Linked DNA regions of Homo sapiens: region 1 is linked to region 2. The links are chromatin contacts, found by Hi-C in ENCODE. All regions are on one chromosome and are shown on one strand. The core of a region is the stretch at or near the end of the contact, and the rest is flanking DNA. Distances in the headings are between cores, read along the strand shown.

Region 1 (4,280 bases), core at 696-3,195, 710 kb after region 2:
GAAGGTACTCATAGAGCACGTAGAGGTGCAAAAACAGAAGTGTAAAACAGAAAGATGTTAACAAATGATCCAATTCCCAAAGGCTTTGTTTTTCCTTTTCTTCTTCATCCCTCCCTCCCGTTATGGTCTCCTGCTCATGACTACCAAGAAAGCTGGGATTGGATTAGGCTGCATCATGGGTGAACTTTTTTGTTTTTTGAGACGGAGTCTCTCTCTGTTGCACAGGCTGGAGTGCTGTGGCGTGATCTCGGCTCAATGCAACCTCCGCCACCCAAGTTCAAGCGATTCTCCCACCTCAGCCTCCGAGTAGTAGCTGGGATTATAGGCATGCGTTACCATGCCCAGCTAATTTTTGTATTTTTAGTAGAGACAGGGTCTCACTATGTTGACCAGGCTGGTCTTGAACTCCCAATCTCAGGTGATCCTCCCACCTCGGCCTCCCAAAGTGCTGGGATTACAGGTGTGAGGCACCGTACCTGGCTTGAACTTGGTTTTTGTAAGCTAGCCTGTCAAGCTAAAAACCACCTATCATTGTGATGGTCAAATGTATTCTAAATTCAAAATCACCTCCTTAGACGAGAAATGTTAGGATATAACATGTTCATGAGTTGGGAGTCTCCTATAATACCCAGTCAATAAATATTTACTGAGTGCTTACCAGGTACTGAAGATCCAATGGAGAATATGAAACATCTCCATCCTCAAAGCTTAATGAATGTATTTGCATTTCTAAGGTCACTCAGAAGTGCAGAAAATAGGTTGAAGGGAAACAAGATTGAAGTCAGGAGCCCATCTATCAGGCAGCTACAGAAATACAAGGAAAGACTTGGTCCTTAATGAGCAAGACTCTAGCCTTTTGCATTTTTCAGCAGAACTGGTATTTGACTAAGCAGGATAATGAACACTCTTTGCTTCCAGATTTATAATGGATAATTGGCTTGGTTTTAAAATCTCCACCAACTCCTGTCAGTCTTTGATTGAGGACTGCTCCCTCTATAGCAGGAGTAGCCAGAGAAAGCCCCTAGGGAGAACATTCAGGGGTTGGCAGTCCGATATTCTGTCCTGCACTGAAGTGCTAAGGGCAAGATGAGATGATTAGAGCACTGACCATATCTGTTGCCTCTGACTGGGGCAGGCAATGACTTCTAGGATCTCTCTACAGGTTATAAGAAGACAATGGAGCCAGGGGCACTGTCTCAGGCCCATCCACTGGACACCTCCACCAGCCATTTCTAACCCTCTACCTAAGTATTCCACATTGTTCTAATGACCTACATTTTGAGAAACACAGCTCTAGTCCCTTGCATAGCATCTAGCAAACAAACATTGGTGAAAGAGTGGGCACGTAGTTTAATTGTGAAGCAAACATTTGTTTACATTTTATATCCCATCTGTCTCTCTTCATTTCAGTTTTAATTTTTTCTTCTGTTAGCACTTACCCTTCTACGCTTTAAGGGGTCTTGCTCCTTTCAGTGTGTTATCATTTAGCCATCCTTCCTCTAGGTCCTAAACTCCCCCAACTTATCATTGATACTTTGATTCAACTTCGCAAAGACTTCCTGAGGTCCTACCATATGTAAAACCCCTGTAGTGCTGTGGGGGCCACAAAGATGACTAGAGGGAACACGTCCTTCCTTCAAAGATGACTAGGGGTAACATAGACCCTTTTGACCTTTTCTGGCTCCACCAAAATTTTCTCTAATCCTCTTAATTCCCTGGCTCTCCCTAGCTCTGCCCTCTCCAGTTACCTATTGCCTCTGAAACATAAACTTACTAGCAATGGTAGATTGTTACATTAATGGCTCCAAATGAATCCTGCACCAAATGAATCATGCCATTCCCTAGGATAGTTGCTTCCCACATTGAAGCTGAGCTTGGCCATGTGCCTTGTTTTGGCAGGGAGGCGTTAGCAAACGTGACACAAGTGGAGGCTTGAAAAGCACTTGTGCTTTGCAGCTTTTTCTTGGAATACTGCCACTGCCATGAAGGGAAGGCTGGTCTAGACTCCTTAAGAATGAAAGATCATGGAAAGAAAGGTCCTGCTGCCCCGGCCATCCCAGCTTCACCCAGCATCCAGTGGACCTGGCTGCTGAACGTAGTGACATGAGACAGCCCAGGTAAGACTAAAAAAAGAACAGTTCCTGGACCAATCTGAGGGTTGGGCTGCTATTTCTCATGGCCCAATAATGAGATGCAGATGAACTGGGGAAGAAGAGAGCTTTTACTTCTGTAACCAGTTACAGAGAGAAGGCCTGGAAATTATTTCCAGACCAACTCAAAATTACAAAGTTTTCCAGAGCTTATATACCTTCTAAACTATATGTCTATGTGTAAGTGCGCATTCATCTAAAGACATAAGTGATTAACTTCTTTTAATCTACAACTATGATCTGAGTCCTGAAAACCTTCCTCTGGAGCCTCAGTACATTTACTTAATCTAAATGGGTCCAGGTGCTGGGGTGATTACCCTTATCTTGTCTCCTGCTAAATCATGGAGGTTTGGGGAGTTCCTTCAGGCCTCCAGTAAACTTGTTTGTGGAGATCTGGGGAGTTTCTTCAGACCCACAATAAAACTTGTTTAATCCCAAACGGGTCCTGTTAAGAATTCCTTTGTTATTTTGTCACGCCTTAAGGCCCAGAAAAGGCCTAGGCAAAACTCTTGCTGGGCTTTTGTTACATCCCAGCCTTCGTATAAGGGCACTGGCTTTTAATATTTAACTTAACCACTCAGTCAGTACTGAAAGAGTTGTTAGTGAGACCTGGCCTGCCACAGAATCACCCGGCCAGGACGACAGAATCTTAAGAAATCATTGATGTTGAAACCAAAGTTTGGTTATTTTGTTATGCTTCAATTGACAACTGAAACATATGTCTTATCTTCAAGGCCCTCCTTCTGACATCTACTGTCCAAGTAGGAAAAGCATGGGCTCTTGAATCCACGCTCTGGCGTCAAAGCCTTCTTGGTTATGTGGCTTTGGGCAATAAGCTTCAATTCTCTGTGTTAGAGCAGTGTTTCTCAACATGTGGTCCACCTGCATCAGAATTAGCTGGATGTTTGTTTAAAAAATACAGACTTAAGCAGTTATTTTTATAATAGCTCCAAACTGGAAATGATATGAACATTCATCAACTGGTGAGAGGATATGATATATTCATACAATGGAATACAACTCAGCATTAAAAAAAGGACTGATTTTTTTTTTTTTCATGAGACCAAGTCTCACTCTATCACCCAGGCTGGAGTGCAGTGGCCCCATCTCAGCTCACTGCAGCCTCCGCCTCCTGGGTTCAAGTGATACTCCTGCCTCAGCCTCCCAAGTAGCTGGGACCACAGGTGTGCACCACCATGCCCGGCTAAGGACTGAACTATTGATACATGTAATAGCATGGCTGACTTAGTAGTTTGAGCAAAAGGAGTCAGACACAAAAGGTGATATATTGTATGGTTTTATTTATTTAAAGTCCTAGAAGAGGCAATACTGACTCGTGATCATCAGACAAAACAAATTGGTAGAATCAGAACATCGCCTCTGAGCAGGAGACAGGAGAGACTAACCAGAAAGAGGCAGGAAGGAACTTGCTAGCATGATGGAAATGTTCTGTATCTTGACTGGGATATATTTACGTGAGCATTTGCAAAACTTGTCAAACTGTATGCTTAAAATCTGTGCATGTTTATATGAAAATTATACCCCCATTTAAAAAACAGATTATAGAAAACATACAGATTTGGGCTTGCCCTGTGTGCGCTGGATACTTAAATTGGCTCTTTCTTTTTTTTTTCTTTTTTGAGATAGGGTCTCGCTGTCACCCAGACTGGAGTGCAGTGGCGCGATCACGGCTCACTGCAGCCTCGATCTCAAGCGATCCTCCTGCCTCAGCCTCCTGAGGAGCTGGGACCACAGGCACAGGACACCACGCCTAGCTAATTTTTTTTGTATTTTTTGTAGAGATGATGGTCTCGCCCTGTTGTCCAGGCTGGTCTCAAACTCCTGGGCTCAAGTAATCTTCCCTCCTCAGCCTCCCATAGTGCTGGTTTTACATGTGTAAGCCATTGCACCTGGCCTAAATTGGCTGTTTCATCTCCTGGGTGGAGAGGTTGGAAAGCTGGGAATACATTTCCCAGGTCCCCTTGCAGCTAGGCTTGTGGGTGTGAATTGATTCTGCCAGTTAGGGGTGCTCACGTGAGACTTGGGAAAGTGGAAAGAAGGCAACACGACTTTGTCATCTTTTCACAGACCTTCAGGACAATAAATGAGCTCTGGCAAATGGGAACCACT
Region 2 (3,924 bases), core at 1,425-3,924:
GATGATGTTGGATTTCTGTTCCAGCTCTACTATCCCAAGGTTTTATGTTGTCTCATCCAGAGAACAGAATAGTTAATACAATGACTTGAGAGTTTCTTTCTTTGCTTTAATCATGTTGATTACACTCCCAGCAAAGAAAATGAAAGCTGATGAGATCTATCTACATCACCAAGTATCAGAGTTTATATAATTCATGCTAATTTCTGTAAACTCTCCCTGTAGATGAAACATGCAGTTAGCAGTGAAGTTGAAGCAAGAAATGCTATATCAAGAGCACATGAACTGTCTTTGTTTGAGGCAGATCATGTGAAGTTGATACCGAGATGACTTTCTCACGTGTGACTGGTGACACTGGAAAGAGGAGGAAGGAAATTTTTTGACTTAAGAGACTCTTTATGCTAAATGAACAGGAAAACTCCCCTTCCTCCCTTGAGTAACATGAATCTTACTTGCCACCAGGCCTTTCCAGATGGGGAGTGAACAAGGCTTCATTGGCAAATAGCCAGCTTCTTCCATGGACCTAAGGGGGTTGTTAGAGAATATGCTTTATTGATGTGGCATTTAATTACAGAAGTAGGTATTTTGAGGGAGGAGGGTGAGTAGGAGGAATCAATGTAATTTTTCAACTGGAGAAATAGATTGCTGGATGAGACAGTCATGTGTATTAGAGGTATGGACTCTGGAGACAGACTGCTGTGCTCTTAGCCTGGCTTTGCTACTTACAAGCTCTGTGACTTCGGGCAAATTACTCTCTGTGCCTTATATGTAAACTGGGGACAATAATGGTATCTAGCTCATAGGAGGATTATGTTATAAAGATTAAATAAGTTAGTATTTATAAAGCACATAGAATAGTGCCTGACACATGGTAAGAACTTTACAAAAAGTGTTTGTTGTTGTTGCTGTTATTTTTACATGCCAAGGCACACATATTGACTCAAACTTAGATATTTAAATCAAACTTCAGAACTCAGCTTTAAAGCAGTTCCATACCATATGGTAATAAATTCATCTGCCCGTTATGTGGTTATCAGAGTTAGTTAGATCACTGCAGATTTCTTCTGAGAACCAGGTAAAGAGGTTAAGAAAGAGGAGCTATGTAAGAAGGAAAATGTTGTGGACAGCCAGAAGAAATGTCTTATAACTGGTATTGTAAGTAAGAAATTTTCCAGCCAAACTTTTTCAAAAAAATGATACTGAATTACTTGATAAATCATGTTCTGGGGTTTCTCTAACTTCTCCAGGTGGATTGGAGTAGGTGTGTGTCTATACACCACCAGTATCAAGTGCTTTCAGCTTTCCTCCAAGATGTAGAAACATCAAACAAGTGCATCAAAACTTTTCAATCTATTTTTAAAAATCTAGTCATGTGAGATTATGAAGTGTGAACTCTCATTCATTTAAAGTAATTACCAATTTTTACATATATCCTTAATTTTTATTTTGACATGTAAGATTTCTGGATTTTTTTACTTGTCTTGTTCCCCTGGTCCACAGAGTATAAGAGTATAGCTTGCATTTGGTTCACCTGGTGAATATATGAACACAGTTTTTCATGTGTTGATTTTCTCTAAGATTTGAAAAACTATAGCAAGATTATCTGTAAGATTGTGCCTAGTTGGTGACATTTGGAGGGATCCTTCTTTTTTGAACTCTTTTATGCTTTCTAAATTTTTCAAAAATGAACATGCATTTTAAACAATTGAAATCTGAAAAAAATTAATGTTTGCTATTTGGCTTATATTCTTTTTCTTTTTCTTTTGGTTTATTTTGGCTTATTTTCTTTAAAAAGGAAAATAAATTAACTAGCTTGACTGCCTTCCAGAAATAACCCAGGGAATAAATACATGAAGTCAGTATTTTTTTATTGCCTTAAAAAGAAAAATTTTGCAATTACCCAATTCAGTTTTTTTGTCCCCCCAACACAGGGTTTCACTCTGTTCCCCAGGCTGGAGTATAGTAGTGTGATCATGGCTCACTGCAGCCTCAACCACCCAGGCTCAAGCAATCTTCCCGCCTCAGCCTCCTGAGTAGCAGGGACTATAGGTGTGACCACCATGCCGGCTAATTTTTATCTTTTCAGAGATGAGGGTTTGTGTTGTCCAGGGTAGTCTTGAACCCTTGGGCTCAAGTGATCCTCCTGCCTCGGCCTCCCAAAGTTCTGGGATTACAAGCGTGAGTCACCATGCCTGGCCCCAAATCTTGACTCTAGCATAGGTCCTTGGGTGGTCATCAGTGTTAAATTTCATGATGTGTCAGAAAGACCTTATCTCTATTCTTTTCGAAAATGATTCCACATCACTCTGAGCAAGTCTGGTCCTAGATAAGTAGACAATCTCTTAGATGAAAAGATCCAAGATACTAGGCCCAAAGTGCTGTCAAACAGCTTCCCAGCTGTTTGCTATACTGGACCTGAGGCTATGGAGATCTAGGATTAAATTCTTCAAAGAGAAAAATGGAAATTTGGAAATTTGGATATCTTACCATACTCTGTTTTCTCTATGTGTGAATGTATTTAATTTAGGCTTTGCTTTTTCTCTCTGTGTGAATACGTTTAATTTATGTTTTGTTTTGAATGATATTTCATCCTGAAGTCACGTGATAACATGCAGTATTCAAGATTCTCAGTTCCCCTTACTGCAAAACCACAGTTGCATCTTCAGAAACTGACCTAAATGAGAACAAGGTGATGTAAGAAGACAAAACCTGGATTGAGGTTTTGCAAGATATTAGCAAGTTTCTCAGAGGAATCTCTTTTACAGTCCCAGAGTGAAATTCTGGATATTTTAGCCAAGAATTATTGGCCCCTTGCACTTCCTTATTTTACCAAGGCCCTTGACAGCTGAAAACTCCCTGCAAATCCAGTACCTACTACATTTCACACAGCATCCCACAGTCCCAGAGAGGTGCAAGTGGCTAAGTCTTGATCCCAACTCCTGGAAGCTTACAGTCTTGTCAGAGAGACAGTTACATGGCAACAACTGAGGAATTCTTGAAAAGCAGATCAGGGCTGGGCACTGTGGCTCATGCCTATAGTCCCAGCACTTTGGAAGGCTGAGGCAGAAGGATTGCTTGAGTCCAGGAGTTCGAGGCCAGCCTGGGCAATATAGTGAGACCTTGTCTCAAAAAAAGAAAAAAAGAAAAGCAATCAAATCAGCCCCATTGAAAAGATTGTATCAAGATTGCCTATCCATTTGGGTTTCCAAATTCAGCCTAAAACAAAAACTGTATCACTCTACCCACAATACTGCTGATACCAAACGTATTTTGTTTTTCCACACCAACAACCAGTTCTCCAGCTCTCCAGACACCAGCTGGATGTCCTTCAATTCAATTCACTCACTTCTGACCCTGTCTACCTGGGATCAGCATCAGACCCCACAGGTTAAGGGCTCTGTTCCACAAGACTTCTCCCACTTCAGATGTCAGTCACAAATGGTGAGTCCCAGGTTACTCACGCTTCTGTCAAACTTGGCTACAAGTTGGGCATTCCCAAGACCCCTTCCTTACATTCAATAATTTGCTATAATGGCTCATAGAACTCAGATGCTTTAACTTAACATTTACTGGTTTATTGTAAAGGATACAGATGAACAACCAGATGAACAAGTACACAGAGCAAGGTCCGGAAGGGCCGCCACTCCCCTTAGAGTTGGGGTGCATCACCCTCCTGGCATGTGAATGTGTTCACCAACCCAGAAGTTCTCCAAGCCTCGTACATAGTTTAGGGATTTTTATGGGTGAGCAAGAACTCAGAGTAAGAACTCACCACCGAGAGGATGGCACTAAGACATTCATGAGGGTTCTACTCCTATGATCCAAACACCTCCCACCCAGGCCCCACCTCAAACACGGGGGATTACATCTCAACGAGATTTGGAGGGGACAAACATCCAAACCATATCACCAGGCAACTGTTAGAAT

What was found. A loop is a pair of places that touch in the nucleus more often than their neighbours do. Pooled maps may share reads with other maps.
Region 1: a loop to region 2 is called in a map of GM12878, with 6 times the contacts of the local background. The contact joins two enhancer-like sites. A Hi-C loop is called at or near these places in 1 of 168 maps with a recorded cell type or tissue (GM12878), 2 of 37 single-sample maps with no recorded cell type and 2 of 50 pooled maps.

Annotation. Positions count from the first base shown.
Region 1 is chr9:4,885,421-4,889,700 of GRCh38, reverse strand. No RefSeq gene overlaps it. Among named protein-coding and RNA genes, the nearest start is that of MIR101-2, 37 kb to the right of the region's middle. Within about 2 kb of position 1,945, at least 2 of the 41 ENCODE cell types and tissues checked have a DNase peak (open chromatin) inside an H3K27ac peak, as active enhancers do.
Region 2 is chr9:5,592,846-5,596,769 of GRCh38, reverse strand. The region is part of intron 1 of INCR1 (interferon stimulated noncoding RNA 1); the gene reads left to right. Among named protein-coding and RNA genes, the nearest start is that of RIC1, 34 kb to the left of the region's middle. RefSeq lists an enhancer at 2,499-2,618. Within about 2 kb of position 2,674, at least 3 of the 41 ENCODE cell types and tissues checked have a DNase peak (open chromatin) inside an H3K27ac peak, as active enhancers do.